Linked DNA regions of Homo sapiens: region 1 is linked to region 2. The links are chromatin loops, found by intact Hi-C in ENCODE. Cell type or tissue: natural killer cell. All regions are shown on one strand. Each heading gives the region's core, and the rest is flanking DNA. Links, peaks and the distances in the headings are about the cores only.

What was found. Hi-C counts contacts between places; a loop is a spot of excess contacts. Peaks named below come from ENCODE experiments on the same cell type or tissue, not always from the same donor. Only the 100,000 strongest peaks of a DNase experiment are listed, where the experiment ranks them.
Region 1: it touches region 2 in a loop (7-fold over the local background); 12 of 110 quality-filtered maps call a loop at or near these places.

The regions. Positions count from the first base shown.
Region 1 is chr17:77,835,482-77,851,222 of GRCh38, reverse strand. It overlaps LOC105371908 (a long non-coding RNA gene), which reads left to right and starts at 10,585. Exons shown (of 4, transcript XR_935001.2): 1 at 10,585-10,739. RefSeq lists enhancers at 3,821-4,470, 4,471-5,118, 5,119-5,768 and a silencer at 7,388-7,487. In natural killer cell, for the core only: no CTCF peak of the experiment used is centred there; DNase peaks (open chromatin) are centred at 4,532, 7,122, 7,482 and 9,162; H3K27ac peaks cover 1,461 bases.
Region 2 is chr17:77,775,868-77,791,608 of GRCh38, reverse strand. No RefSeq gene overlaps it. Among named protein-coding and RNA genes, the nearest start is that of LINC01987, 55 kb to the right of the region's middle. RefSeq lists an enhancer at 378-1,188. In natural killer cell, for the core only: no CTCF peak of the experiment used is centred there; DNase peaks (open chromatin) are centred at 6,988 and 7,368; H3K27ac peaks cover 2,019 bases.

The DNA of each region.
Region 1 (15,741 bases), core at 3,988-11,987, 59 kb before region 2:
GCATTAACTGAATAAAGGAGAAGCCTCACCTTGAGAGAGTCTGAGAGGGCATTTGTAATCCACATCCATATCTATGATATGTCTATGTCCGTATCCATATTTATATCCATATCCATATCCATATCTACATCCATATCCATATCCAGTCTATACATATTTATATCTATATCCACAACCATAGCTATATCCACATCCATATCCATATCTATATCCACATCCATATCCATATCTATATCCATATCTATATCTATATCCACATCTATATCCATATCTATATCTATATCCACATCTATATCCATAGCCAATCTATCCATATCTATATCCATATCTATATCTATATCCACATCTATATCCATATCCAATCTATCCATATCTATATCCATATCTATATCTATATCCATATCCATATCCTTATCAATATCTACATCCATATCTATATCCATATCCACATCTATATCCATATTCACATCTATATCCATATCCAATCTATCCATATCTATATCCATATCTATATCCATATCTATATCTATATCCATATCTATATCCTTATCAATATCTACATCCATATCTATATCCATATCCACATCCATATCCATATCCACATCCATATCCATTTCCAATCTATCCATATCTATATCCATGTCTATATCCATATCCATATCTATATCCATATCCATATTCAACCTATCCATATCTATATCCATATCCACATCTATAGCCATATCCACATCTATATCCATATCTAATCTATCCATATCTATATCCATATCTATATCCTTATCAATATCTACATCCATATCTATATCCATATCCACATCCATATCCATTTCCAATCTATCCATATCTATATCCATGTCTATATCCATATCTATATCCATATCCATATTCAACCTATCCATATCTATATCCATATCCACATCTATATCCATATCCAATCTATCCATATCTATATCCATATCTATATCTATATCCACATCTATATCCATATCCAATCTATCCATATCTATATCCATATCTATATCCTTATCAATATCTACATCCATATCTACATCCATATCCACATCTATATCCATATTCACATCTATATCCATATCCAATCTATCCATATCTATATCCATATCTATATCCATATCTATATCCTTATCAATATCTACATCCATATCTATATCCATATCCACATCTATATCCATATTCACATCTATATCCATATCCAATCTATCCATATCTATATCCATATCTATATCTATATCCATATCTATATCCTTATCAATATCTACATCCATATCTATATCCATATCCACATCTATATCCATATCCACATCCATATCCATTTTCAATCTATCCATATCTATATCCATGTCTATATCCATATCCATATCTATATCCATATCCATATTCAACCTATCCATATCTATATCCGTATCCACATCTATAGCCATATCCACATCTATATCCATATCCAATCTATCCATATCTATATCCTTATCAATATCTACATCCATATCTATATCCATATCCACATCTATATCTATATCCACATCCATATCCATTTCCAATCTATCCATATCTATATCCATGTCTATATCCATATCTATATCCATATCCATATCTATATCCATATCCATATCTATGTCTATACTCATATCTATGTCTATGTTTAGTGCCCGGAATATATAAAGAACTTCAGTATGAAAGGACAGCTGAGCCCCCACGTTTACTGCAGCACTATTCACGGTAGCCAAGAGATGAGATCAACCTCAGTGTTCATCAAGGACGCTGGATAAGGGAAATGTGGTTCATATGCCCAGTGGAATATTATTCAGCCACGAAAAGAATGAAATCCTATCATGTGCAGCAACATGGATGGAACCGGAGGTCATAATATTAAGTGAAATTAGCCAGGCACAGAAAGACAGATACTGCATGTTCTTATATGTGGGAGCTAAAAAAATGGATCTCATGGCAGTAGAGAGTAGAACAGTGGTTCCCAGAGGCTGGGAAGGGTAGGGAGTTGGAAAGAAGATGAAGAGAGGTTGGTTAATGGGTACAAAAATACAGTTAGATAGAAGGAATGTGTTCTAGTGTTCAATAGCATGGTAGGGTGACTATGGATATCAATAATTTGTAGTGTATTTCAAAATAGCTAGAAGATTCAGAATGTTCCTAACAAAAGGAAATGGTAAATGTTTGAAGGGATACATGTCCTAAAATCCCAATTTGATCATTACAGATTGTATGCATGTACCAATATATCACATATACCCCATAAATACGTACAATTATTATGTGTCTATTAAAAACCCAAAGTAAAAAAAGAAGGTGATGGCGTAGAAAAAGGTGCTCAACCACATTAGTCATCACAGAAATACAAATTACAATCACAGCATTACACCGAATCCAAGAGAGTGGTTCAAAAGAAAAAGACATCCCAGATGTTGGTGCCGAGGGGCAGCTTGGGGCCTCCCACAATGGTGGAGGGAGGGTGAATTGGTACGACCACTTGAGAAAGCTGGCAGGACCTACTGCAGCCAAACACATGTCCACCCAACAGCCCAGTAATTCCCTTCCCAGGCATTTCGCAAAGGAAACGTGTGCAAATGTTCACCAGGAGACTGCTCATGACAGCACCGTAATAGCCCAGACTGAAAACCGAGCCAAGCATCCATCCACAGAGGCATATGGATATATGGATGGTGCTTTGTTCATGAGATGGGCTGGGCTACAGCAGTGAGAGGAAGGAGCTATGACGTCATGTGGTGAGGCTCAGACTCCACGTGGGAGGAGAGAGGCCAGATGCAAGAGCGTACCTGTCGTGTAATTCCAAAGGAGGCCAGATTAACCTCTGGCGTTAGTAGTCAAGGTCGTCGTTGTCTTGGGGGTATTAATGACAGGAAGAGGTAGAAGAGGACTCGGGAGCTGGCAGTATTTTCTTCTTGATCTGAGAGCTGAGGACATGAAGGTACTCACTTTGTGAAAGTCCAAATGGAGTTGGACACATAGTGTTAGACTTTTCTTTATTCATACTGTACTGCAAGAGAAAGTTAACTTAAAAGAAGCTGATGCAACAGGGACCCCCAAGAAGAAGGTCTTGAGCCCAGTTGGGGGCGCTTACTCCGGGCTTGCATTCGTGCACTGTGAGGCTGAAAGTGGGACAGAGACCACATGGTTTTCAGAAGGTCGTCACAGCCATGGACATCCCAGCCACGGACTTCAGAGAGCGCCATGCTTCCGAACGCTCACTCTCTGAGAAGACACAGCACGGGGTATGGAGGGTCTGGGCAGATGACTTGTCCAAGGCCGCTCACAGGGAAGACCAGAGCTCAGCATCCCAGAGAACCCTGCCCAGTGCTCATTCTGAGATCTCGTCCCTGTGTGACTGGTGGCTCTGCCTGGGGACAGCGGCTATTTTCTTCCCTCTACTGGTGGACTTTGGAGCCTCCATCGTTCCTGGTCTGGGGTCCTGATGACTTGCCCACCTCCAGGCTGTCCTTGACCTGCCAGTCAAGTGGATGAAACATGTCAGTGCTACATCAGATCCCCACCCACTGAGAGCCTGGGGCCTGGGTGACCCCTGCAGAGCCAGACCAACTCAAAGGAAAAGAGCAACACAGTCCTAGGAGGCTGCTGTGGCAGGAACAGGGGAGTGGAGGCAAAAGGGGAAGCCTTGCCACCTCAAAGACCGGGGAGGGAGGGACTCAACAGTCTTGGGCAGAGTCCTGGGTCCACCCCTCGAGATCCTGTTCAAGTAGGCCGGGGAGGGTGGGAGCCCAGGACTGCTTTTCGCCAAATGCCGCAGGTGAGTCTTGGGCAGGTGGGCTTCCTGCACAGCTGGAGGCAAGCCTGGGAGAAGGGCTCTCGGCCGGCCCTGCCTGAGGTTTCTTTATCGCGTCCCTGATGCCATCAGAGGGGCAGTGCTTGGGGGTGGCCAGAGGCAGAGTTTTGGGACGGGAGGAGGCTCTGCCACTCACTGGCTGAGTTCCTTGGGCAAGCTGGGCCTTTCAGATCTTCAGTCTCCCCATATGGTAGGGCCTCCTCTCAAGGCTTCTTTGGGGATAGGAGTGAGTCTGCAGCAAGCAGCTGCCCACCCCACTGCACTCCACTTGCTGAGAGGGAGACAGGAAGCTGCTTTCCCATCCAGCGATGATCACAGCTCCATCCTGGACCTGCAAGGTGCAGATGTGTGAAGACCACGTGGGTGCTTGACCACCTGTGGCATTTGCAAAGCAGTGAGAAGAGTGAGGCTGTCCATGCCAGGCTGTCTGGCTGGTCCCCAGAGGCCACACCCACAGGTTGCCTGGAACTGGGGGCTCCTTACTTATCTCTGCCCCCAAGCTCTGGGTGTTCCTCCCCTTCCTGCCTTGCTGCTACCCTGAGACTTCCCCACCCCATGCCCAGCCTGCGGTAGACAGTCCAGGCCTTCACACACCCCATCCCCAGGGCCTTCTCTCTTCCCTCTGATTAACAGTAGCAGGGCCTGAGCCACAAGTGGGAGGCCCCAGAGGAGGAGGTGGAATGTGAGTGTGGTAGAACCTTCCAGGCCCCCCCACCCACAGGAAACACCTGGCCTCCAGGGCGCTGGCTTCACATAGGAGCCCAGAGGAAGCCCAGGACTTCAGGGCCAGCACCTGCCAGGAAGTCCTGGGTGCCAGGGGCTCTGTGGGGAAGGAGGGCCAGTCGGCCCAGGTGGCTCATGGTAGGTCACTGGGGAGGGTGTGACAGAGCTGTCCTGTGGCTGTGCTGGGAAAGAAGGGACCATATGGATTCACGGTGGGGAAAGGGGGCCGGAGGCAGGAGCACCCAGGCCCTGGGTGGTCAACAAATGTGCAGGCAGGAGGGTCCTGGCTGAAGCTGAGGGCACTACTTCTGGCTTTCATGGAACCTTCTGGGACTGTACTGAGCCCCCTCCTGACCCCAGGGGTCTATAATGAATTTGCCTGTTCCAAGATGACCTGTGCGAGGGAATTGCAGCCTCTTCAGGGTGACAAGTGCCAGCCACCCCTGTGGGGTTTCATAGGAGGAGCTGATGGCTGCCCTGACGGTCACTATGCAGTCCCCGGCACCTTGTCCACCCCACTGGGCTGGGGCTCCTCCACCTTGAAGCCCCATGTGTCTGTGGATGAGACCAGCTTCTTGGCTTTTTTCCGCCCAGTCCTTCCCTGACCCTCGGGATGGAGGTGCGAAGAGAGACCCCACAGCTGAATGGTGAGAGCTGCAGCCGTGTCCAGAGTCCACCCTTAGCCTGTGACACCTTCCCTGCAGCCCCGGGAAGCAGAGAGGCCCAGTCCCACCCAGGGGGCCACCTGCGGGCAGCTCTGCGGATTCTCTCCCCACCTGTTTCTCTAGTGTGTCTTGACAGACAGAGGAGACAGACGGCCCCTCCTCAGCTCCCCAGCTGCCAGGGGCTCTGAGTAAAATGCAGTGCCTCTTCCCGCAGGCCTTCTGGGGACAGTGAACTTACCTTCCTACCAAGGGTCATTTCGACAGGAGACAGGAATGATTCTCCGGCCCCAGAGAGGAGCTGCCCCCACGGTCAGGCTCCGACTGACTGAGCTGAGCGAAGGCTAGAAAAACAAGAAGGAAGAGCCCCCCGACACCCTGCAGGGCAGGCCCGTGAGGTGGGGGCTGACTGAGAGGAAAAGGGGGGGCATAGGAAGACATAGCCCTGAGACGTCCTTAGAGGGGCAAAGCAGCGGCCTCAGGAGGTGACCTGCTTGGCTGCTTGGGTCTTGTCCTCCCTGGGTTTTTCTTATCTTTTCTTTTCTTCCTTTCCCTTCGGTTCTCTCTCTCTCTCTCTCTCTCTTTTTTTTTTTTTTTTTTTTTTTTTTGTGAGATGGGGTCTCGCTCTGCCACCCAGGCTGGAGTGCAGTGGCACAATCTCGGCTCACTGCAACCTCCACCTCCTGGGTTGAAGTGATTCTCCCACCTCAGCCTCCTGAGTAGCTGGGATTACAGGGGTCCGTCACCACACCCAGCTAATTTTTGTGTTTTTAGTAGAGACGGGGTTTCGCCATGTTGGCCAGGCTGGTCTCGAACTCCTGACCTCAGTGATCTGCCCACATTGGCCTCCCAAAGTGCTGGGATTACAGGTGCGAGCCACCATGCTTGGCCTCCCTGGGTTTTTCTGAGTAATTTTATGAGGCAGTTTGCAGCAGTCTGGTGGGGAGAATGGCAAATACCCCCCAGTGCCGTTCACTGGACTTGCCCAGTGGAAGAGGGTGGGTGACCAGCACAGGGTGGTGGTCGGGGAAGCCTGACCCCGGTGACAAGCAAATGGCGAGTGGACAAGTAGAGAGAGCCTTTGGAGAAGCATGGGGAGGCAGGCCTGAGCTAGGGGGGACTAGCAGCGACACAGGCTCCAGCGGTCACGGAAGGCGGGCTGGTGGGTGTCCTATGCTCCGGGGCCGGCTCTGTGTTCATCAGTTGTGTGACCTGAAGTACAGGTTTTGTTTTTGTTGTTTTTGGTAAATCAAGGTGAAGCTCACAGCTCAAAATGAGCCGTTTTTAAGTGTACAATTCCTGGCATTTAGTATATTCAATGTTGTGCAGCCACTACTTCTGCAAGTTCCCAAACCTTGGCATCACCCAAGAGGAAACCTCGTACCCAGTGGCAGTCAGTCCTCCTTCCTCCTCCTCCAGCCCCTGGAAGCCACCAATCTGCGTTGTTTGCATGCATTGCCTCCTCTGAACAATTAATAAAAATGTAATCAGTACTTTGGGAGGCTGAGGCGGGCGGATCACCTGAGATCAGGAGTTCAAGACCAGCCTGGCCAACACGGTGAAGCCCCCTCTCTACTAAAACATACAAAAATTAGCTGGAGGTGGTGGCGAATGCCTGTAATCCCAGCTACTTGGGAGGCTCACGCAGAATGGCTTGAACCTGGGAGGCAGAGGTTGCAGTGAGCCGAGATCGTGCCGCTGCACTCCAGCCTGAGTGATAGAATGACACTGACTCCATCTCAAAAAAAAAAAAAAAAAAAATGCAATCAGGTTAAATGGGAGCTTTTGCCTGTGGCCTGTGGCCTCTCTCACTGAGCTTTATGTTCTTAGGCTTCATTCATCTAAGAGCTTCATTCCTCTTTAAGGAATCATATTCCGGTGTATGGATGGACCAAAATTCATTTGTCCATTCATTGTTTGATGGACATCTGGGTTGTTTCCACCTTTTGGCTGGCATGAATAATGCTGCTATGAACGTGTGTGCACATGTATTTGTTTGAGTGTCTATTTTCAGGTTTTTCTGGCTATATTCATAGGAGTGGAATTGTGGATTATATAGCAATTTTATGATTAACTTTTTGAGGAATCACCAAATTGTTTTCCACAGTGGCTGAAACATTTTACATTTCCACCAGCAATGTGTAAGTGTTCTAATTTCTCTATAACCTCACCAACGCTTATTTTCAGTTTTAAAACAAAATTATAGCTGTTGTCGAGCGTGTGAAGTGGCACCTCAACCTCATTGTGGTTTTGATTTGCATTTGCCTGATGACTAATGCTGGTGAGCGTCTTTTCGTGGGCTTCTTGGCCACTGGTATGTCTTCTCTGGAGAAATGTCTACTTACGTCCTTTGCTTGCCCCTTTTTTGATCAGATTCCCAGGCAGGTTTTTTTTTTTTTTTTTTGAGACAGTCTCACTTTGTCACCCAGGCTGGAGTGCAGTGGTGCGATCTCAGCTCACTGCAACCTCCGCCTCCTGGGTTCAAGCAATTCTCGTGCCTCAGCCTCCCAAGTAGCCAGGACTACAGGCATGTGCCACCACAGCTGGCTAATTTTTGTATTTTTTGGTAGAGACGGGGTTTCACCATGTTGGCCAGGCTAGTCTCAAACTCCCAACCTCAAGTGATCTGCCCGCCTTGGCCTCCCAAAGTGCTGGGATTACAAGCATGAGCCACCGTGCCTGGCCCCGAGGGAGAGTTTTAAGCCTCTTTGAGCCTCAATTTTCTCATCTATAAAATGGGGATCATGATAGCGCCTCCTTGGTGGAAGGTGGCCAACCCTCCTGGTTTGCCTGAGATTATCCCAGTTTTTGCAATAGAAGTCTCTTGTCCCAGGAAGCCCCTCAGGCCTGGGCCATCTGGGACAGTTGGTAACCCTACATGGGATTGTCGAGAGGCTGAACCAATAGGGTGCATAGGAAACTCCTAGCACCGGGGACGGCCCAGAGTTCCTGCTCAGCCAATGTCAGCTCTTATTCATTGTAATCCTCTTAGACACATGTGCATGGTAGAGACCTCTGACATGTAAAAATGCAAAGGCAGAAATAAAAATCATCAATAGCCGACCACATGTGGGAAACATTTTGGAAGGTTTTAGTTTTCTTAGGTGATAGAACACTGAATGTGTTAATATAGAGAGGGGGAAGAGGCAGGAACAGCAGTGACTATTTAATGACTCATATTTATTGAATGCTTATTATGTAGCAGCCATGGAAGGGGGAAGTTGGAGGCACAGGATAAAGAGGAGAAAGCTGATGGTGGGAGGGTCCCTTAGAGGCAGGGAGGTGAAAAGGAAGTTGTTGGGGATAATGGCGACACGGACGTTTCCAAGAAGGGAAAGTTTCTTTCGGGTCCTACTTCTTCTCGTGGCCTTTCCATTTCCCTAGAACTTGAAACTCAGCCTCAGCTCCAGCCGACTCACTCACTTGCAGGCAGGGTTGCAGCAGGGGCCTCCTGAAGCCCTGTAGATGCTCTGCCTCTCCTCTCACTGGGCTCAGGCAGGCTGTGCCTCGCCTCTGACATTCCCAGCCAAGGTCTTCAGATCCTGTGGACTCAAATCATCCATTCAACCCTTGCTGAATTCGCCATGGGTCAAGGCCTATACTGCAGCTGCAGGTGCAGTGATGAAGGACCTGGGGGCCCCTTGCAAAGCTCCAGAGCAAATGGACTTGACTGCCAGGAAACTGGAAGCCTGGAGGCTGAACTAGGCTGGGCACTCAGTGCTGGGGAGGCCCCGACACCCTAGGAGGTACACTGGGTGTGGTTATTCCTGGTGGGAGAAGGAGAGCAGGTGCACAGCAGTCCTAAGTGAAAGCAGGAAATGACTACCTGGATCCCTGCTGCAGCCCGCAGAGGCCCGCTGCTCACCTGTGTCTGGCTTTGAGGATACCACATCTAGTTTGCTGGCCAGGGATCAAGGCAGTTCACAGAAAGTAGAGGAAATATCTTTGAGTTGCAAACTCCCAGGATGCAGGGTCTAGGCCTGTCTGGTGTCCCTGTCTCACATTCAGTCACACACAAAGATAGAGAGGCAGAGAAATGCTGGCAGTCAAGAGGCCTGGCTTCTGACACCTGCCATTTACCAGCTATGTGACCTTGAGCAAGTCATGTGTCAGGGTTGGAATAGAGCCTCTTAAAGTGCCGGTCTCCCAAGGAAGGCTATGAAGGTCTGTCCCCCGAGACACAGGGTAAGCAAGTTCCCATACAAGGCCAACTCTGCATTTGAAAGCAGCGAATAAGCTGCTGAGACAACTTCTTGAACCACTCTGTTCTCTATTCTCGACATGTAATTATGGAATATCTTTGATGTGCCTGGAACTTTCCAACAACCCTCTTCTAAGAGGATACAGCAAATCCCTGCCCTCCTGGAGTCCAACTTCTGCCAGATTAGAATTTTTCTTTTTTTTTTTTTCTTGAGATGGAGTCTCACTGTGTCACCCAGGCTGGAGTGCAGTGGTGTGATCTCGACTCACTGCAACCTCCACCTCCTGGGTTCAAGAGATTCTTCCACCTCAGCATCTCGAGTAGCTGGGACTATAGGCATGTGCCACCATGCCCAGCTAATTTTTTTGTATTTTTAGTAGAGATAGAGTTTCACCATATTGGCCAGGCTGGTGTTGAACTCCTGAACTCGAGTGATCTGCCCGCCTTGGCCTCCCAAAGTGTTGGGAATACAGGGGTGAGCCACCGTGCCTGGCCCAGATTAGAATTTTTCTATGTCACTCCAGACTGCAGGGCTTGGAACAATGATTAAAAGCCATAGGGAGATGGATTTGGGTTTGAGGCTAGGAAGAACTTTCTAACCATTCAAGTGACATCAGAATGGAATGAGCTGCCTTGTGAGGGAGTGGTCAGTGTGTCTCTGAAGATGTTCAGGGAGAGTTGGAAGACCTAGCAGATGAGGTGGACAGGGTGGATGCTGGCCCCACGGTCCTACCTGCTGGTGTTCACGGCCTTATGCAGTCCTCTCGCCTTCAGTGCAAGCAGCACCTGTGACTTGCCTTTAACGTTGCAAGAGAATACAGCAAAGTGACGGGATGTCACTCTTGTGATTTCATAAGATTGTGACATCTGTCTTGCTGAGAGACTCTCTTGCTGGCCTTGATGGAGTAAGTGGCCACACTGGGGAGGCCCACAAAGCAAGGAGCTGACAGCAGCCTCTGTCCAATGCATGACATGATGGTGACCTCTGGCCAATAGCCAGCAAGAAAGTGAGGCTTTCCATTTAAGAAGCCACAAGCAACTGAATGCTGCGACCATCCATGGGAGCTGGGAAGCAGATCCTTCCTCGGTTGAGCCTCAGAGAAGCCTGCAGCTCTGATCTTGGCTATAGCTTTTAGATGAGACCCTGAAGCAGAGGGCCCAGCTAAGCCACACCCAGACTCCTGACCCACAGAAACTGTGAGATAACAAATGCGTGTTGTTTTAAGCTGCTGTTTTAAGCTGTTGTTTTAAGTTTGTGATGACTTCGGTTTACAGGAATAACCAGCATGCGATGCCGAGAAGGAGATTCCTGCCTTGGAAGGTCAGACTGGCTCTCCTGTAGAGTCTCTTTACCACCAGGACTTACTTGAGTATCTTTACCTCCTGCATTGCACTTAGTTCAGTTTCTTGCATAACATAGGGACTCGGCGAATATCTGTTAAGTGATATGTGGCGTTAGCACTGGCTTATGCATCGGGGAAACAGGAGGCTGGCCTGTAAGGAGGATGTGTCAGAGCAGCACTGCGGTGGAAGCTGGAAGCCTGGATTCTGGGCTGGCTCCGGCTGCTTCCTCCCGGTGTGACCTTGGGCAAGGCTATCTGCGCTTTGTGTACCTCATCGGTAAAATATAGAACTTACCCACTCACAGGTATGTGCAAGTCAAATGAGCCAGTATGACTGCCTCTTAGGAAGCCCACGGAGGTAAGAAATTGTTATTATTTGTTGTGAAATGTCACAAGCATTCCTGCTGGTTGATTATGAGGCTCAGACACTGGAGAGTTTCCTTTCCAAACAAGGCTCAGACAGTGCTTTTCATTTGAGTCCAAAGTCTCCAGGCAGTGGGCTGGTCTGAAGGTCTTGCTCCTCATACCTGTTCTTCCTGCTTGCTCCTTAGAGAAACCCACGCTGAAAAGATTTCGTTACAGAACCCAGATCTTTGTAGAAGCCAGTGGGTGGCCTCCTCCCCGATGCATAATGTGTGGCTTGTATTTATTTTTAATACGAGTGCTGATTGTATGCCAGACACTGTCTGAGGATTTAGAGATACAGCAATAAGCAAAATAGACCGAGTCCTTGTTCTTGTGAAGCTGATGTTCCAGTGGCAGAGGCAGGTGACAAAGAGGTAGACAATTGTCTACATATCACATGTCAATGCATACCACCAAGAACAACTGAGCTGAGGAGAGAGGAGGGAATGGTGAGTTGATTTTTTAGATCAGCTGTTGGCAAACAACGGTCCCTGGGTCAAATCAGTCCATGGTAGCCAGTGTTTATAAATAAAGTTTTATTGGAATACAGCGCTCTTCCTCCATGCATGTGTGGCCGAGGACTGCCTTGGAGTTGAAGAGTTGCTGCGGAGACTGCCCGGCTTGCAAAGCTGAAAATGTTTACATTCTGGCCCTTTCCAGAAAAAGTTTGCTGATCGCTGTTTAGATGGTGTGGACAGGGAAGACCTCTTGGGGAAGGTGAAGAAGCGAGCCAAACGGTTTCTGGCGGGAGACGGCTCAAGGCACAGGGAACTGCAAGTGTCAAGGCCCTAAAGCAGAATGCGCTGGGTGCCGTGGAGGAAGGCAAGAAGGCCTGTTGGGAGTGAGAGAAGGAAGTTGTGAGGGTTGTGTGCTTCCTCTGATGAGGATGAAGGCCGCTGGGGTTTTCTGAGCCAAAGAGGTTGCTGTGTTGACACTCGATGTGTTCCGACACTGCGGGGGACGGGGGGCTAGGGGAAGCATGGGGAGCTGTTGGGAGGCTACTGGAGTCATCGCATGATGATATTTGGGGAAGGTAAGAAGTGGCTGATTCTGGATAAATTTAGAAGGCAAGAGTGCCGTGATTTGCTGATGAGACAAGAATGCAGGTATCTATGTTTTTAATGCTTTGGAGAGTTTGTTGAATGAATGAATGAGGTGACTTTCCAGAGATCAGGGAGCCGGTCAGTGTCCCAGCAGGGCCCAGCAGCCAGCCCCCTGGCTCCTGTGACCCTCCCCGCCGCATGGCTCTCCTTTTAGGGTCCTCCTTGGCACTAGTTGTGCGCTGACCTATGGACACTGGGAGTCCCAGATCCTTTGGTCACACGTGAGTCCAAACTTCTTGTCTCCTGTAGTCCAGGCCAAGATTTCTTCTTGAGCAGCCATTGCCACAGATTCTTTGGGTTAGCTGGCGGAGGCAGCAGGCACTGCGTTTTCTTACCTACTCTGAATTCACCAGACTCTGACCTCATTATGCTTCTCCAGGCCATGAGACCAGGCTTGCAGGGAGAAAAGTTGGAGCTGAGTCCCAGAAGAGCTGTCGGGGAGGCTTTCACCACCTTTAATCATCTGATACCAACAACAGCCTCCTAATAGGTCATCACTGCATTGCAGTGTTTACACTAATTAGTTAATATCCACAGAATGCTTTGAAGGTGCCAGGCCTGCCAGGAGCACACAGGAGAGCAATTCACAACAGAAGGAGAGACGGCCCGAAATCTTGGAGGCATCGCCCTTCCGATGCATCGGCAGGGGCTACAGGCTCCAACAGGCAGCCTGGTGGGCGGTGTGCCTTGGGAGAGGGAGCTGGCCCTCCAGGGCCTGCCTCAGACACCCACTGCTGGCGGCTGCCATGGTGAGCCCCATTTGTTCTGTGTTCAGGTCATCTGTGTGGAGCCCTTGTGGTGCTGGGGAAAGAGAGTGGATGAGGGAGCTCAGTCTCCAGTCCCCCCAGCTCTCCCACCCACCCTTAGGCCTGGGTTCAGGTTTGAGTGGGGTGGTCCTGGCCAGGCTATGAGCCGCCTGAGGTCGGGGCCAACGACCACCCTGGTGATACCCCCGAAGGCAGGGCACAGGTTACTTTGTGGGGACTCGCCTCCAGTCGCCTCCCTTTGTACCTCCCCTAACAGAGCCTGGTACATGTCAGCGAGCCAGGTTAGATTTCCTCGTGGATGTTTGGAGGGACACCTGGCTCCTTGCAGGGGTTGAGGCTCCTAGAGATGCTTCAAGCCCAGAGAGTCCACCTGTCCCACCAGGTGCAAAAGCCAGGTCTGCTAGACTCCAAACCATCAACCTCTGCCTGTGGCCTGGCCTGCCCATTTGAGGTTAGGGGAAGCTGAGACAGTCACCTTTGATTCCGGAGAAATATGGGAGGAAGTTAAATGGTGGCCTCCCTTGGAGAGGAATAAGAGCCCCCTGTTTGACAAAAGCTGTGGGGATCTTTCGCTCATTTTCTAAAACACAGTTGCATTGAGATATAATTCATATGGCCTAAACTGTGTCCTTCCAAAATTTATGTTGAGGCCCTCATCCCCAGTCCCTCAAAATGTGACTGTATTTGGAAATAGACCTTTAAAGAGGTGATTAAGTTAAAATGAGCCTGTTAGGATGGGCTCCAATCTAACAATTGATGTTCTCCTGAGAGAAGGAGATTTGGACTCATACAGAAACAGCAGAGATGCCCACAGGCAGAGGAAGGACCCTGTGACACCAGGCACCAGGAGAAGGTGGCCATCTGCAACTCAGGGCCAGAGGCCTCAGAAGAAACTGACCCTGTGGGCCGGGCACAGTGGCTCATGCCCATAATCCCAGTCATTTGGGAGGCTGAGGCGGGAGGATCGCTTGAGCCCAGGAATTCAAGACCAGCCTGGGCAATATGGCAAAACCCCATCTCTACAAAAAGTACAAAAATTAGCCAGCTGTGGTGGCACACACCTGTAGTCCCAGCTACTCGGGGGGCTGAGGTGGGAGAATCGCTTGAGCCTGGGAGCAGGAGGCTGCAGTGAGCCATGATCACACCACTGCCAGTGAGACAGAGTGAGACCTCATCTCAAAAAAAAAAACAAAAGAAGAAACCAACCCTGCTGACACCTTCTCTTAGACTTCCAGCCCCCAGAACTGTGAGGAAATAGGTTTCTGTGGTTGAAGGCACCCAGTCTGTTGTATTCTGTTATAGTAGCCCTGGCAAATGAAGTCACCATGTGACTCACCTGTTGTGTTTTTGGCAGGTGGTTCTTGGCATATTCACAGATATGTGCAATCATCACTTAAGTCAACTTTGGAGAATTTCATCACCTTGGAAAAAACCCAAGTCCTTGTGCCTTTTAGCTATCATCCCAGCTACGGTTTGAATGTGACCCCGAAAGCATGTGTTGGACATGTAATCCCCTAATGCTTGTTATTAAGTAAGTGCTGTAAGTCATTTCAAGGGAAAAGTGACAGCAGCAGCAGCAGCAGCAGCAAGACCTTACTGTTACTCAGCAACTGCAGAGATGGGCAGGCGGAGTGGCGGGGGTGGCAGGGTGGGGGTGGGGCGGTTCTGGGACAGTTTTTAAAGGCAGAGTCCTGGGAACTTCTTCTTTGTTTTTTTGTATTTGGGTAAAGACGGTTTCACCATGTTGGCCAGGCTGGTCTCGAACTCCTGACCTCAAGTGATCGGCCTGCCTTGGCCTCCCAAAGTGCTGAGATTATAGGTGTGAGTCACCACGCCCAGCCGAGTCCTGGGAACTTCCGAGTCGGTCTCAAAGGAAAATGGGCAAGGCCAGAGTTGGCTTGGAGGAGAATGTAGGGTCGAGGGTAGACAGGGACAGCTGCCCCCTTTCCCTCCCTGTTCCTGCTGGACATTCCAAATACAGAAACCCTTAAATGCTCCATCCTCCAGCTCTTACCCACAGAGCTTGAAAGACCACCAATTAGTGTGGTGGTCTTTCAAGCTTGCTAAAGGATCATTTCAAAATTTTTTTTAAAAAGTTTTTTTTTTTTTGCTGGGCACGGTGGCTCACCTCTGTAATCCCAGCACTTTGGGAGGCCGAGGTGGGTGGATCTTGAGGTCAGGAGTTCAAGACCAGCCTGGCTAACATAGTGAAACCCTGTCTCTACTAAAAATACAAAAAATTAGCTGGACGTGGTGGCAAGCGCCTGTAATCCTGGCTACTCAGGGGGCTGAGGCAGGAGAATCACTTGAACCCAGGAGGTGGAGGTTGCAGTGAGCTGAGATCACGCCATTGCACTCCAGCCCGGGGGACAGTGAAAGACTCCATCTCAAAAAAAAAAAAATTTTTTTTTTGAGATAGGGTTTCACTCTGTGGCCCAGGCCAGAGTGCAGTGTTGGAGCCATAGCTCACTGCAGCCTCAAACTCCTGGGCTCAAGCAATCCTCCTGCCTCAGCCTCCCAAGTAGCTGAGACTAAAGGTGTGTACCACCATGCCTGGCTAACTTTCTAATTTTGTAGAGGTGGGGTCTTGCTCTGTTGCCCAGGCTGGCCCCTAACTTCTGGGCTGAAGAGATACTCCTACTTCAGCCTCCCAGATTGCTTGAATTACAGGTGTGAGTCAACACACCCAGTGGATAATTTTGATA
Region 2 (15,741 bases), core at 3,322-11,321:
ATGTAAGGGCAGTGAACCTGTTTTAGTTGAATCTGTGTTATTAACATTTTCTCCATCACATTCATAAGTCTAGACAATCAACAAAACTATACAAATCAAGCACTGATTTGTATAGTTTACCAATGTCTGTGTTGTAGCTATTCCTATTGCAGCCAATTTCTTTTTTTCTTTCGCTCTTTTTTTTTTTTTTTTTTTTTGAGACAGAGTCTGGCTGTGTTGCCCAGGCTGGAGTGTAGTGGCATGATCTCGGCTCACTGCAACCTCTGCCTCCCGGGTTCAAGCGATTCTCCTCCCTCAGCCTCCCGAATAGCTGGGATTACAGGTGCCCACCACCATGCCCGGCTAATTTTTTGTATTTTTAGTAGAGACGGGGTTTCGCCGTGTTTGCCCGGATGGTCTCAATCTCCTGACCTCGTGATCTGCTCGCCTCAGCCTCCCAAAGTGCTGGGATAACAGGCGTGAGCCACTGTGCCCAGCCATATTGCAGCCAATTTCAAACCAACGACATGACATCTCTGAACCCATGGTGGGAAAGAGATGTAGCCCTCATTTCATAATAGTTCCACCATGCGAATACAAGAAATGTCACTCGCCTCCAGAATACAGCTAATAACCAAATAGAGCAAAATCATTAGGAGGAAAGGACTTTGGGGTTTTTATTACCATTGTTTCAAGTAAAATTTATTTGATCGTAAGTTGATATAAATTAATGTTTTAAATGGCCCAGTTTAATAGCCAGTTCATCACATTTCCGGAAATTGAGTAATGAGATCTCTTGGGCAGGTGGGAGCTGGCTTCAGCACACTGTGGCCTCGGCACCTGTAGGCTGCCTGTGCCCACCCCACACCTTCACCTGGGCCTGCCCCCTCCTTGCTCTGGCTGGCCTGCATTTCCCTGAGCTCTCCTTGCCTTTGGAGCCTTTGTACATCCTGTTTCCTATGCCCGGAATTCTCCTCCCCTCGTCTCCTTTGCCCAGCCACCTGTCTCCTCTTCCCTCCCCTTCCCTTCCTTTCTCTTTTCACTGCTGGAGACTTCCTTCCAGCCTGGAGCCTGCAGTTTAAATGACTCACGTTGTTTTACCTCCAGTTGCAGCAAGCACCATGGCCTGGTATTTGTGCTTCTCTACATTTGCCCCCTGATTCCTACCACCTTCATGCAGCAGCCAAGGTGCTGGCCGGGTGGAGACAAAGGGGTCAGCAGAGTGGGCTGGGAGCCTCCCCACTCTGGCCCCATGAGGCTTGCCCTGAGGTGCCACCTTGCACTGCAAGGACTGGAGAGCGGGTTGGACAAGAAATGGCATTGGAATGGCCCTGGGGCTCCTGCAGCTTTTTGCACGTCAGGAACGTGGCTCAGAGGAGAGTAACCAGAGGCCAATGGATTAGGAAAAAGGCACTATGACGAAGCCCACAGAAACTAGGGTTTCCACTTCCTCCTTCTAGATTGGAAAAGCATCACAATGCTTGGAAGATGCAAATGTGGGGATGGAAAGAGAAATGCTTCCTAATGAGAAAGTGCAGCGCATACTTCATTACTGCGGTGAGAGAAAGGAGGTAGGGGATTGACGGCTTCCTTCCTCCATTCATTCAGCATACCCTGAGTTCCACCGCTGGGCACTGAGAAGGACACCAGTGTGGACCGGCTGTGCTTCCCATCCAGAAGGACCATCGGCCCTCTCTTCCCACATCTCCAAGGAAGGGAGATGGGAGAAATCAACCTGGAATGTGAAGGACAAGGAAAACTGCATTTTCAGTTCCAACTTTTGATTTAGAAGTTAATTATGTGGGCCAGGCACAGTGGCTCACACCTGTAACCTCAGCACTTTGGGAAGCTGAGGCTGGTAGATCACCTGAGGTCAGGAGTTTGAGACCAGCCTGACCAATATGGTGACACCCCATCTCTACCAAAAATACAAAAATTAGCCAGGTGCGGTGGCATGCTACTGTAGTCCCAGCTACTTGGGAGGCTGAGACAGGAGAATTGCTTGAACCCGGGAGGCAGAGGTTGCAGTGAGCCGAGATTGAGCCACTGCACTCCAGCCTGGGCAACAACAGAGTAAGACTCCATCTCAAAAAAAAAAAAAAAAAAAAGAAAAGGAAGTTAATTATGTGAATTACCCTCTGTCAACTCGATGTTCCAGATTGAAATGCTGAGTGAGGCCTCACCTCACTGAAGGCCCAGATAAGATGAGGCCTGCCTGCGAATCAGGAACATGTGTCCAGGGAAAGGGTTACCTGAGCAAAGGAGCTCCCGAAAGATTCACCACGGTGTTCACGGGCTCTGCAGAGGGAAGAAGGTGCCCAGTTGTCTTGCTTCCACTGGGCACCAGGTAAGATCAGCTTAAGCAGAAGCACAGGGAAGTAGACCAGGAAGGAAGGAAGATTTTTGTTTGTTTGTTTGTTGTTGTTATTGTTGTTTTTTTAAGACAGGGTCTTACTCTGTTACCCAGGCTGGAGTGCAGTGGCATGATGATAGCTCACCGCAGCCTTGAACTCCTGGGCTCCAGCGATCCTCCCACTTCAACACCCTGGGACTACAGGTGCATGCACCACCATGCCCAGCTATTCTTTTTTTTTTAATTTTTAGTAGACATGGGGTCATGTTATGTTGCCCAGGCTGGAAGGAAGGTTTTATAGCAAAGCCTCAGTGTGGGTGCTTGAGAGAAGCCGCGGAGACCTCTCAGGCTGCCATTACAAAGGAGAAGAGAAGGGTTCCTCCCTTTCAGCCTGGGAGACCTGTTTCTGAGGCAGAGATGGGTGTGGGGGTGCTCAGCTCATGACATAGTCTCTTATTTGGGGCTCCACGCCTTGTGTCGTCTGTGAATGGTCACGACAGGGCTCTGTTTCCACCTGGGTAGTTGGGTATCAACAAGGGTGCAGATCTGAACAGAAGACACAGGTTGGACACAGAAGGCTGTGACCCACATGAATGAGTCATGTGAGTGGGGCCTCTTCCCAGCTGGCCTCGACGGTCCCATCCCATCGACGCAGAGCTCCCCCAGCCTCCTCCCCACATCCACGTGGTCATTCTGGACATCTCCTCCCTCTCCCTTCTGCCTGACATGCAGGCAGTCAGGATTTCTCTCCCGGGGAGTCCAGCATCTGTCATTTCCCGTTTGGATCCATGCCTACCCTCTTGGCCTGGGGGTAGGAGACTGTCCACCCCACCTGGATGGGACAGTGGCATCCTCTCCAGCCACCGACACTGACCGTGCCTCTTCCATACAGTCTTCTCTCCTTTCCCGACTCCCTCTTTTTTTTTTTTTTGAGACAGACTCTCACTCTGAGGCTGGAGTGCAATGGCGCGATCTCAGCTCACTGCAACCTCCGTTTCCCAGGTTCAAGGATTCTCCTGCCTCAGCCTCCAGAGTAGCTGGGACTACAGGTGCGTGCCACCACACCCAGCTAATTTTTGTATTTTTAGTAGAGAAGGGGTTTCACCATGTTTGCCAGGCTGGTCTTGAACTCCTGACTTCAAGTGATCCTCCTGCCTCGGCCTCCCAAAGTGCTGGGATTACAGGCATGAGCCACCGCACCAGAACCCTGATTCCCTCTTGCTCGATCCATGGCCCAGCCCCTGAAACCTGCTACGACCTTCAGCCACCAGCTTCCTCAGGCCCATCTCCTGTGGCTCCTTCCTTCACTCCTCTGCACTCTGCTGCGAGGTCCCTGAGCACCCGCTCCTTTTCTTGCCTTTGTGGCTTTATCCCACAGTGCCTACCTAAGCACTCTTTCTGTTCTTCTGACCTATGTCCACCCACTATGACCAACTTCTTTTCATCCTCAAACCCAGCTCTGCAGTCACCTGGTTCATGAAGTCTCTGATGACCCACCCACCCCAGGACGAGAGAGGCCCTCTCTCTTCTGTGTGCCCTTTGAGCCAGGCACGGGCTTCACCACCTAGAAGGCATCCAATACCTCATGGGCGTGACATTCTTGGTGATGGGTGCTGTCTTGTTCTGATCTCTGCACTGCACCACCGGGCCCAGCACACAGAAGGCAGCATGAAATGCAGGTTAAACACACCCAACCAGACCCTTTGGGTGCAAGGACCTTGCCTTTCTCACCTTTGCACCTTCTGAACAAAGCAGCAGGTCCAGTCGCTGACATTTGCTGAATGAATGGATGCTGGATGCGCGAAGACCTGGGCGAGGAGCGTATGAACGGGCGTGTGTGTGTGGACGCGGGGAAGGGCAGGAGGCAGGCTGCAGCGGTCAGCACAGGGGCGGTGTGGGCGGGGAAGTGCTTGCTTGCTTGCTTGCAAACACACATGTCACGCTCGGGTTGAGCATCCCTCATAATGGCCTTATTTTGGCTTCTCTAAATTGATTCCTGATGTGCTCAAGTGTGGCCCTGGCATCTTTGGGGGTTGGAAATTCCGGATGCTGCAGTAATTGTTCTTGCTAATTACCAGGAAGCATCAAATAAGAGGAGCTTGTTTTCTCTTCCTGGCTGGATTTTGTTATGCTAATTAGACTTGTGTAAGCTGTTGCTCTTGAACCTGGAGAGTTAGAAAAACATTTGCATTAATACCTGGGAAGCTGCTGCAGAAGCCAGTTATTATTTTAATGATGGCCATTGAAGAGTGCTCCTGTTTGGGGGCTGAGTTCAGGTGTGTGCATGTGTGCGTGTGAGTGTGCATGCATGTGAGTGTGCCTGGGTGTGAGTGTGCATACGTGCATGTGCGTGGTGTTCTAATGGCCTGTCCCGTGCTATGCACTTGCTTGCTTGGTGAGACGGCAAGTCTCATTGCCTCTGCAGCACAGACCCTCATTCATCCCTCATCCCCTCCTGGGTAGCCAGGAGCCAAGATATGAAGGCAAGAGGGGTAATGAGCTCTTAAATTCTGGTCTTCGCTTTTCAAGTCAATACCAATGTTAATTAAACATCAACCACCCAGATTTCCAGTCTGGAAGGCAAGGAGGGAAGCCACCTCTCTCTGGAGTTCTCAGGGACTAATGGAGGCTCTCCTGGCCTTGTCTTCCGGCCACCTGGCTCAGTCCCTGCCCTTCCCTCCTCAAAACCGCAGGTGCTTCCCACAACTTCTTGGCCACCTTCAGCCCACAGTGGTTCCCTGTGTGAAGGGAGATGTGGGTGGAAACACTTTTGGAAAGACATTGGCAGCAAGGGGAGTGGGTAGGGTCCTGATGCTTTTTGCACAGACCCTTGAGGGAACTGTGAAAGGAAAATAAATCTTGGGGCCTCAAAATCACTGAACTAAAGGGAAAGTCAGGCTGGGAACTGCTTAGGGCAAACCTGCTTCCCGTTCTATTCAAAGTCCCCCCTTTGCTCTCTGAGATACATGCATTGCCTCCTTTGGAGAGGCTCATCAGAAACTCAAAAGAATGCTACCATTTGTCTCCTCTCTACCTATGAGCGGAAGCCCTCTCCCTGCTTCCAGTTGTCCTGCCTTTCCGGGACAGAACCAATGTTCATCTTACATATGTTGATTGATGTCTCTTGTCTCCCTAAAGTGTATAAAACCGAGCTGTGCCCTGACCACCTTGGGCACATGTCATCAGGACCTCCTGAGGCTGTGTCATGGGCGCACGTCCTCAACCTTGGCAAAATAAACTTCCTAAATTAACTGAGACTGTCTCAGATATTTTGGGTTCACAGAACCACAGGCCGCCTGGCCCTGTGCTGCCCACCTGCACCCGCTGGGCCTTCAGCTGATGAGAGGAGTGTGAGGGCCAGGGTGGCTTCACCTGCTGGGAACCTTGCTCGGCCAGCTTCTCTCCCCTGGCCCAGGGACAGGTCCTCGAGTCCCTGGCACAGTGACTCTCATTCTCTGGCTGAATACCTCCTTCTTCCCTCCCCTTGACACCCCCACACGCACCCCACATGCCCAGCGGCAGCTTCTGTTGCAGAGAGCCCGGCGAAGGGAGCTCACGGAAGCTCCAGGAGCCTGAGAGCCTTAGGAGGCCCTGGGTGTCAACGTTGCCTGATTTTCTCATTTCATCTCTTATAAGCTTTCAGGACGCTAACATGATTAAGTTCTTCACACAATTTATTAGCATCATGTTGGAAATCCAGTAGTATATTATACTGTCTGAGTAATCCAATTAGCAAAATGTATTTATTTAACAGGAATATCAGCCGCATGCGATCCCACACCATGTCCCTGCCCAGCCTTCTCTACTCCTGATGCATGTCCCCCATGGAAAGGATGTTCTGTGCACGCAGGAGGCAATGAGGGAGGGTGAGGCAGCCCAGAACCCATGGTGTGGGGTGGGGAGAGAGTGGTGTGGGTGGCCGGGTCACCCCCTAGAGCTGGGATCGAGTGAGCCACGCTGAGTTGCAGGTGTTCAGTTCTGAAGCAGGATGTTCCTGTGGGAAGGGTGAGTCCACACAGCACTAGGTCTAAATTCTGGCTTTGCCCTGGCTTCTCACTCTGTGAATCCTGGGCAGGCTCTTGAAAGTTTCTGCACCCAATTTCCTTAATATCTGTGAAATGGAGACAAAATCCCCTCCTTGCAAGCCAGGCCAGTTCTGAGGATGGGGGTTGGGGGACGGATGAGACTTTTCTCTGCCCGTCTGGTCCTGTAAGCCCCCTCACTTCAAGATATCCCACCTTTTGAGGCCAAACCAATGTATAATGTTCATGTACTGATTAACGATTTTGCCTGAAACTTCTGCTTTCCTGAAATATACTCCCGCCTTTGAAAACCCTTGCTTGTGGCCGGGTGTGGTGGCTCATGCCTGTAATCCCAGCACTCTGGGAAGCCCAGGTGGGCGGATCAACTGAGGTCAGGAGTTTGAGATCAGCCTGGCCAACAAGGCCAAACCCCAACTCTATAAAAAATACAAAAATTAGCTAGGCATGGTGGTGCATGCCTGTAGTCTGAGCTACTTAGGAGGCTGAGGCAGGAGAATTGCTTTAACCCAAGAGGCAGAAGTTGCAGTGCACCGTGATCTCACCACTGAACTCCAGCCTGGGTGACAGAGTGAGACACAACAAGAAAAGAAACCACCAACAAGAAAAAACAAAACCGTTGCTCGTGAGCCATTGAGGATGTTGGGTCTTAAGTGTGAGCTGCCTGATTCTCCTTGCTTGGCACCTGGCAAATAAACGCCCTCCTTTCTCCTGCTGCAAACCTCAGTGTGGGTATTTGGCTTTACCAACCTGGGTGAGTGGAGCCAGTTTTGTTTTGGTAACAGACCCTCCTAGCTGTTCCTAGCTCCTCCATCTGCTTGGAGATGGTGCCTGGGCTCTGGATGGGGCTCCCCATCCTTGGCATAGCGCTGGGTGCTCAGAGCAAAGATCAGCCAAAAGGAGTCCACGCCTCTGCTGTTCAGTGCAAGGGCGATGACAGTGTAAACAAGAGCAGTGCCCTGACACCTGAGGAGCTGAATGAGGATGCTCGGCTGCTCGCGGGTGGCTGGGAAATCACCTCCTTGAGAAGGTGTGGAGAGGCGGAAGACACTGCGTTCTCACTTCTAACCAGCTGCCTCTCGAGAGGCACCACCGCTGTGGCAGCACCGTTGAGCCCTCCCTTGCCATGGTCACCAGCATCCGTCCGGGCACCCGGAGGCCCCTGATGAAGGCAGGTGTGGTGGGGGCTGCGCGTGTCCATCACTGCCTCATCCTGCCTGCCCACCCCCAAACTGGGTGCCAGAGTCCTTCTCGTGCTGATTTCACTCATCACAGTTGTGGTCCTGCCAGGTGGGCACCCTCAGCCATTCTCCCTGGACCATCACCATCAAGGCTGTGGCTGCAGGAACCTGGGCCTACCTAGGCTGGGGGGGGTCCCCTCCCCAACTTCCAGCCAGTCCCCAGCCACCATGTCCAGGAAACATTAGGCTGTCTTTCTCACTCCTTGTACTTGATTCTTTCATTTGCACAGTGGGCAGGGAGCAAGACCCTTGCTTCCTACTCTAGAAATTCTTAGCAAGAACGACTGCTGTCCGGAAGTTTTTCTTTTTTTTTAATTTTTTTGTTTTTTTGTTTTTTTGTTTGAGACAGAGTCTCCTTCTGTTGCCCAGGCTGGAGTGCAATGGTGCAATCTTGGCTCACCGTAACCTCCGCCTCCCTGGTTCAAGCGATTCTCCTGCCTCAGCCACCTGAGTAGTTGGGATTACAGGCACCCATTATCATGCCTGGCTTATTTTTGTATTTTTTTAAAGATGGGGTTTCAACATGTCGGCCAGGCTGGTCTTGAACTCCTGACCTCAGGTGATCCTCCTGTCTTGGTCTCCCAAAGTGCTGGGATTATAGCCGTGAGCCACTGCACCTGGATCTGAAATTCTTAGTACTTTATTAACAAGGTCTCCCCTTGTCATGTGCACTGGGCTCCACAGATTAGGTAGCCCGTCCTGCATCCAACTTCTAATGACCCCAAGCAAGCAGGTATTAGCACCCTGTTTTACAGACAGGAAACCCAGGGGCAGAGCTAGGGAGCTGCCCAAGATGACTGGGCAATGAGGGCCTCTGACCTGAGCCTGCCTTATCCCTGGGGAGATCCCCTTTCTCCCTTTGTTTCATTCTCTGGGGGGCAGAGAATGGAGGCCAGAGGTTAACGCTGTCATGTGCCAGCCCTTCTTTCAGAGTGGAAATTGAAAGGGACCTGGCAAAGTGACAAGAACCCCAGCTATGTGAGTGCATGGTGGGGGATCTGCCGTCTCCCCCAGCCCTGTGGGTCTTTCTCCCTTTTGAGGTGCGGGGAGCCAGTGTGGCCCAGGGAGGGAGCGTGGCAATGCCTGGGGGCTGTTCTGGAGCCAGCAGGAACAGTGGACTTTGGGAGGAAAACAAAGGGGTCCCCACTCCTCCGGCTGGCAGGCTCCAGGCACCCCCTACCTGTGACGGTCAGGCCCTGTCCACTGCGCTGTGGTGAACGCCCCCTCCGAGGTCCCTTCTCTCCAGACTCGGGGCCCTGGAGTCGGGGCAGACACCTCGGGTTCCTCCTTCTCTTCTCCCAGTGGAACTCTTAGTCCCCCTTGTATAACTGAGATGTCTCCACCACGCACCCCGCCACCCCCTACTAATAGCTGCAATGTTGCGCCTTCCACATTAATGACAGGTGTGCAGGGACAAGGCTGCCTGCCTGCCAGTGGGTTCCCTGACATCACACCTGCTCGCCGGAGAAGCACACCCTGAGGCAACTGAAATCCTAATAGGTCCCTCTAACTGCCTCCTGCATCAATCCTGACACCAGGCGCTTTCTTCTTCTTCCCCACGGCTCGCCTTATTACTCTGTCATTGTCATTGATTTTGACTAAAAGAGAAAAAAACCCACTCATGCTATGACTGTTCCAAGTTAGCGAGGCAGAGAGCTCTGTGGAGCGTCGGCTGGGGGCAAGGAGCCAGGGCTTGGGTGGCATCAGTCCATGCAGGGTGTGCCTCGTGGGTCCCCTGGGGGCCAGGAGGGAGGTCAGCAAGCGGGGATGAGGGAGACTGGAAGGCTGATGGCAGGTGAGACCCCTGGGGGGGCCGTCTGTTCCGCTCCTTCCCTCCCTCCCCCTGCGCTAGGAAGCATCTGCCAGGCACTAGGGGGTCAGGGGAGGTGGGTGGAGGGTCCAGTTGCAAAATGCTTTCTGTGGCAGGGCCAGAACCAAACAACAATAAAAGAGAGGCTGTGCCCCCTTCCCTGTTCCCTACCCCAGCACAGGTAGCCGGAGGCCTGAGCCACACCCACCTGGCTGGATTTGAGAGTTCTGCAGGACCCTGGACGTTGAAGGGGTTGGTGGTGAGCAACGGGGGGTGTGAGCAGCTCGGGGTGCTCTCTGAGACCCCTGCCAAGCAAAGGCTCGCTCTCCAAGAAGTGGGGAGCAAGCGTCCTCTCCTCCTACCGGGACCCACCACCAAGGTCTTTCTAACTCTGAGGAGGAGAGAGGAGGGGAAAGAAAGGGCGAAGAGAAAAGGGGAATGAAGGCGAGGGCCCAGAATGGGAAGGGAAGGGAGGGAGAGAAGGAGTGGAGAGGGCCTGCTGGAGTGAGGGGCACTTACTGGAGTGGGGGGGGGCCTGCTGGAATAGGGGGAGGCCTGCTGGAGTGGGGGGGGCCTGCTGGAGTGGGGGGGCCTGCTGGAGTGGGGGGGCCTGCTGGAGTAGGGGGGCCTGCTGGAGTGGGGGGGGCCTGCTGGAGTGGGGGGGCCTGCTGGAGTGGGGAGGGCCTGCTGGATTGGGGGGGCCTGCTGGAGTGGGGAGGGCCTGCTGGAGTGGGGGGGACTGCTGGAGTAGGGGGGGCCTGCTGGAGTGGGGGGGGCTGCTGGAGTGGGGAGGGCCTGCTGGAGTGGGGAGGGCCTGCTGGAGTGGGGGGGGCCTGTTGTAGTGAGGGGCACCTACTGGAGTAGGGGGGGCCTGCTGGAGTGGTGGGGGCTGCTGGAGTCGGGGGGGGGCACTGCTGGAGTTGGGAGGGCCTGCTGGAGTGGGGGGGCCTGCTGGAGTGGGGAGGGCCTGCTGGAGTGGTGGGGGCTGCTGGAGTCGGGGGGGCACTGCTGGAGTTGGAGGGGCAGGAGTGGCCATTCTCTTACTTCTCCCTCCACTGTGTTTTCTTTGCCCCCTGCTACTGCCAGGCCAAGCACCTTTCTCCCAGGATTATAATTCGCGTGGAGTGAACCCCCTTTCTATTTTCAAGGTGTCCAGCTCTTGCAGGGCACTGCACCTTAGGTGGATCACCCAAGAGTCTGCTGAGTACCCCCGCACAAGTCCGGAGAGACACACAGAAGCGGGGCGTTGTCCTCAGGGACTCGAGACTCACAGACGAAGATTGGAAACCCACCAAGCCCTCTGTGAAATCTGGGCCACCAGCACCCTGCTCCTGTGGGGTGAGAGTTGTATCATGGGGACAAGGATGGTGCCCTGTAAATGCTGACCCACCGATGGGGACACTGGGGATCGGGCAGTTTGGGGACAAAGGCAGACCCAGGGGAGTGGCTACTTGGAGATTAGGAAGAGAAGTGTGGGTGGGAGGCTGCCTCCTGTGGCCCAGGGTATCCTGTCAGTGTGCTGTTTGACCCAAGCCATGTGGTGGGGTCCCCAAGAAGCAGCAAGTTCAGGGGATGCTGTTCTCATGCAATTATATTCCTCTCAATAGCAGCTTTCAGGAAACACAAGGCCAGAGGCACTTTAATTGGAATGGCTTTATAACACTTTTCACATCAGATCAAACCCTGTGATGACCAATGCATTCCACTGTTTGGTTTGAAAAGCACGTTAACAGAGGGGTGCAGGGCTGGATTCACTGGAGATGTACAGAACTGCCCCAGTGCAGCTCGGATGGTTCTGCAGGCCCAGGGTGAAGGAATGAATTGGCTTCCTCATGTGTTTTAAATCCATCACTGGTTGCAGCAAATCAATCCCCCAGAATACTAGCGTCCTTGGTGGAGTGATAAGATCAGGTTCTGGAATGCACTCTAGGCTCTGGCTCAAGATGGCCCTCACCCCACAGAGGCGTGGCGCCAAGGCCTCAGCACCCCCACCGTCTGGGGCAAGCAGCGGTGCCTGCCTTTGCCTTCCGGGAGGAAAGTTCTTCATCCAGATCTGTGGCCCCAGGATCCACCTTCCCAGGCTGCTGCAAGTTCTGCCTTGGCTCCATGCCAGAGAGTGTCACTGTGCCTGGGACATGGGGACCTGTCCCGGGGCTGGGGGAGAGGAGCGAGCAGAGGAAGGCTCCTGGCAGGCGAAGCCATGCTGGCCTCACTCCAGACCTCACATCCTCTCATCAGCTGAAGATGCACCAGTGCAGGCGGGCAGCACAGGGCCAGGCGGCCCATAGTTCCCTTAAGCGGGAGGGGTGGGAAATCGGGACAAGCTCCCTGAGAGCCAAGACCTCCAACTGCGGTGGGTCAGCCACACGGTGCCCGGGAAAGCAGGCGGTGGCCTCCCTGTTTCCCCCGAACCACAGCCGCTGACTCCACATGACGGGGCCATCTATGGGGCTTCTCTCAAGACCTTGCCCCAGGCGGATCCCCCTCATCTGCAGGCAGGGCCCCAAGCCCAGACCCCCAGGAAGGGGCCACCCTAACTGCCCTCCTCTAAAACCACAGCCTTGTTTTCCAGCAACCCCTGCCCCCTTCTAAAGGAATCCTTCCTCTCCCCTTGAAGTGCCTGCGGACAGATTAAAGCCTCCTTCTCTGTTCCAGATTTTTCTCCCAGAGGAGCTGAATTTCAGCCGAATACCCATGGGCAGTTAGGGTGGCCTCTAACAGCTCTCAGGGAGCCAGTCCCGATTTCACACCCCTCCCGCTGTGGGCACTGGTAAGGAGGCATCTCACTGGTCCACTGGCAATCCCGTGGGGAGCCGGCTCTTCTTGCGGGATTTGCTGAACCCAGGCTGGCAGAGCTCAGGCTGGCAAATCCCTGCATTGCAAAGCCAGGGCACTGAAAGGAGGCAGGGAGGGGCTGCTTCCGGGACCCAGAGTCTTGGCAGCTGTTGCTGGGCAAGAATCCACCCCTGCCGCTGCCATTGGTCCTTCTGCCTCTTCCTGGCAGAGCAAGAGTGATGCCCACACCCAGGGGTCTGGTCCGTTTCATCACCCAGGCTGCCTAAGGAGGCCATGCCCACTGGCTTAGGCAGCCTCTTGGGGTCCAGCGCCATCCCGGCCAGGGCCACAAAGACAGACACAGAGGAAGCAGCCACAGCTGCTTGGCCATGGCCCCCATGCCAGGGCTCCTGGGCACAGCTGCTCTGTGATTCTCCTGCCTGCTGCTTGCCCGGCTCCCTTGCCTTCTTTCTCCCCAGGGCCTCACCCTTTCCCAGTGCCTGTTGCTGCTGGATGGGCAGGCGGGCGTCCAACTCCTGCTCTCCTGCTGTCCTGTCTCCTGGGGTGCAGTGCTGGGCAGCCTCATGCAGCCAGGGTCTGTCTCGGGCTGTAGGGCACTGGGCACCCTTCGGGCACATTGGCCTCAGGCTCCCCAAGGGCAGGCCCCACCTGGCTTGTTCATCTGCACCTAGAGCAGCACTTGGCACACAGTAGGATCGAATAGATTAGTGATCTGAGGGACTGTGGCACCCACTCCTCCCCACAGCAGGAACTGGCCTGTTTGCACCCTTCCTGCGGGAATGGAAGCCTGACTTCTGGGAAGCCCTGGAACCCTGGAAGAGGAAGGGGCAGATCCTGGGGTGAACAGGCTGTGCGGTACAGCAGCAAACAGCAGAGAGGCTGGGGGTGGGGTGAGGGTGAGTGGCAGGGAAGTGAGGGCAGACCCTGCAGAATTCCAGAAAGGCCAGATCAGCAGTGACCCCTGTTTATCAGGGGTCCCCCTCCAACCAGGAACTGGGACCAAACCGTCAGAGTGTCTGCAAGAGTCATCAGGGCCAGAGGCAGTGTGGTGTCATGGTTAGAGCACGAGCTTTGCAAGGGACGTACACCTGGGTCCACGTCGCCGTGTGACCTCGGGGAAATCTCTCAACTCCTCTGTGTCTGTGAAACAGAAACAACAACAATAACAACTCTCACAGAGTTACTATGAGGATTTGATGCGATGATGCAGGAGAAATGCTTAAAATAGTGTCTGGCACGTGGTAAACTTTTAATCAGTTTTAGTTAAAAGTTGCAGTGGTGATAATTATAGCAAAGGTTTGGAGGGGTGGAAAAGCTTCAGAAAACGAGAGGCCTGGGTGTTCCATGTTGCTGTGTGAACTTGAGGCACGTGTGTGTCCCTCTGGTCTCTGCCAGTTAGGGAGGGAGGAGCCGGGGATGGACGCCGTGGAGCACTGACTTTGTCCTGAGATTTGTGGGGTTGAATGATGAGATGCTTTAGGCTCATGGTACGGTTCTCTGAGTCCAATTGCATTTCATCCTTGTGCCACCTCTGGGCAGTCAACTGGCCAGTGACTATGACCATCATGTTTCTGGTAAGGAAATCCAAGGCCCAGCGAGGGAAGTGAAATGGCCACACCGCACCTTTCTGGCCAACGAGGGCAGAACCCACATTGCTAACTTCTGCCCTGAGTTCCTGGGGCCTTCACGGTCTGCTGGGCTTATGAGGTTGTTTGTTGATTGGTTGTTTTTTTTTTTATTTTTTTTTTTATTGATCATTCTTGGGTGTTTCTCGCAGAGGGGGATTTGGCAGGGTCATAGGACAATAGTGGAGGGAAGGTCAGCAGATAAACAAGTGAACAAAGGTCTCTGGTTTTCCTAGGCAGAGGACCCTGCGGCCTTCCGCAGTGTTTGTGTCCCTGGGAACTTGAGATTAGGGAGTGGTGATGACTCTTAACGAGCATGCTGCCTTCAAGCATCTGTTTAACAAAGCACATCTTGCACCGCCCTTAATCCATTTAACCCTGAGTGGACACAGCACATGTTTCAGAGAGCACAGGGTTGGGGATAAGGTCACAGATCAACAGGATCCCAAGGCAGAAGAATTTTTCTTAGTACAGAACAAAATGAAAAGTCTCCCATGTCTACTTCTATCCACACAGACCCGGCAACCATCTGATTTCTCAATTTTTTCCCCACCCTTCCCGCCTTTCTATTCCACAAAACCGCCATTGTCATCATGGCCCATCCCCAATGAGCCGCTGGGCACACCTCCCAGACGGGGTCGTGGCCGGGCAGAGGGGCTCCTCACTTCCCAGTAGGGGCGGCCGGGCAGAAGCGCCCCTCACCTCCCGGATGGGGCGGCTGGCCGGGCGGGGGGCTGACCCCCCCACCATCCTCCCGGACGGGGCGGCTGGCCAGGCAGAGGGGCTCCTCACTTCCCAGTAGGGGCGGCCGGGCAGAGGCGCCCCTCACCTCCCGGACGGGGCGGCTGGCCAGGCAGGGGGCTGATCCCCCCACCTCCCTCCCGGACGGGGCGGCTGGCCGGGCAGGGGGCTGACCCCCCCTCCCCCCTCCCGGACGGGGCGGCTGGCCGGGCGGGGGGCTGACCCCCCCACCTCCCTCCCGGACGGGGCGGCTGGCCAGGCGGGGGGCTGACCCCCCCACCTCCCTCCCGGGCGGGGCGGCTGGCCGGGCAGAGGGGCTCCTCACTTCCCAGTAGGGGCGGCCGGGCAGAGGCGCCCCTCACCTCCCGGACTGGGCGGCTGGCCGGGCGGGGGGCTGACCCCCCCACCTCCCTCCTGGACGGGGCGGCTGGCCGGGCAGAGGGGCTCCTCACTTCCCAGTAGGGGCGGCCGGGCAGAGGCGCCCCTCACCTCCCGGACGGGGCGGCTGGCCGGGCGGGGGGCTGACCCCCCACCTCCCTCCCGGACGGGGCGGCTGCCGGACGGAGACGCTCCTCACTTCCCAGACGGGGTGGTTGCCGGACGGAGGGGCTCCTCACTTCTCAGACGGGGCGGTTGCCAGGCAGAGGGTTTCCTCACTTCTCAGACGGGGTGGCCGGGCAGAGACGCTCCTCACCTCCCAGACAGGGTTGCGGCCCAGCAGAGGCGCTCCTCACATCCCAGACGGGGCGGCGGGGCAGAGGTGCTCCCCACATCTCAGACGATGGGCGGCCGGGCAGAGACGCTCCTCACTTCCTAGATGGGATGGCGGCCGGGCAGAGACGCTCCTCACTTTCCAGACTGGGCAGCCAGGCAGAGAGGCTCCTCATATCCCAGACGATGGGGGGCCAGGCAGAGACGCTCCTCACTTCCCAGACGGGGTGGCGGCCGGGCAGAGGCTGCAATCTCGGCTCTTTGGGAGGCCAAGGCAGGCGGCTGGGAGGTGGTTGTTGCGAGCCGAGATCACGCCACTGCACTCCAGCCTGGGCACCATTGAGCACTGAGTGAACGAGACTCCGTCTGCAATCCCGGCACCTCGGGAGGCCGAGGCTGGCGGATCACTCGCGGTTAGGAGCTGGAGACCAGCCCGGCCAACACA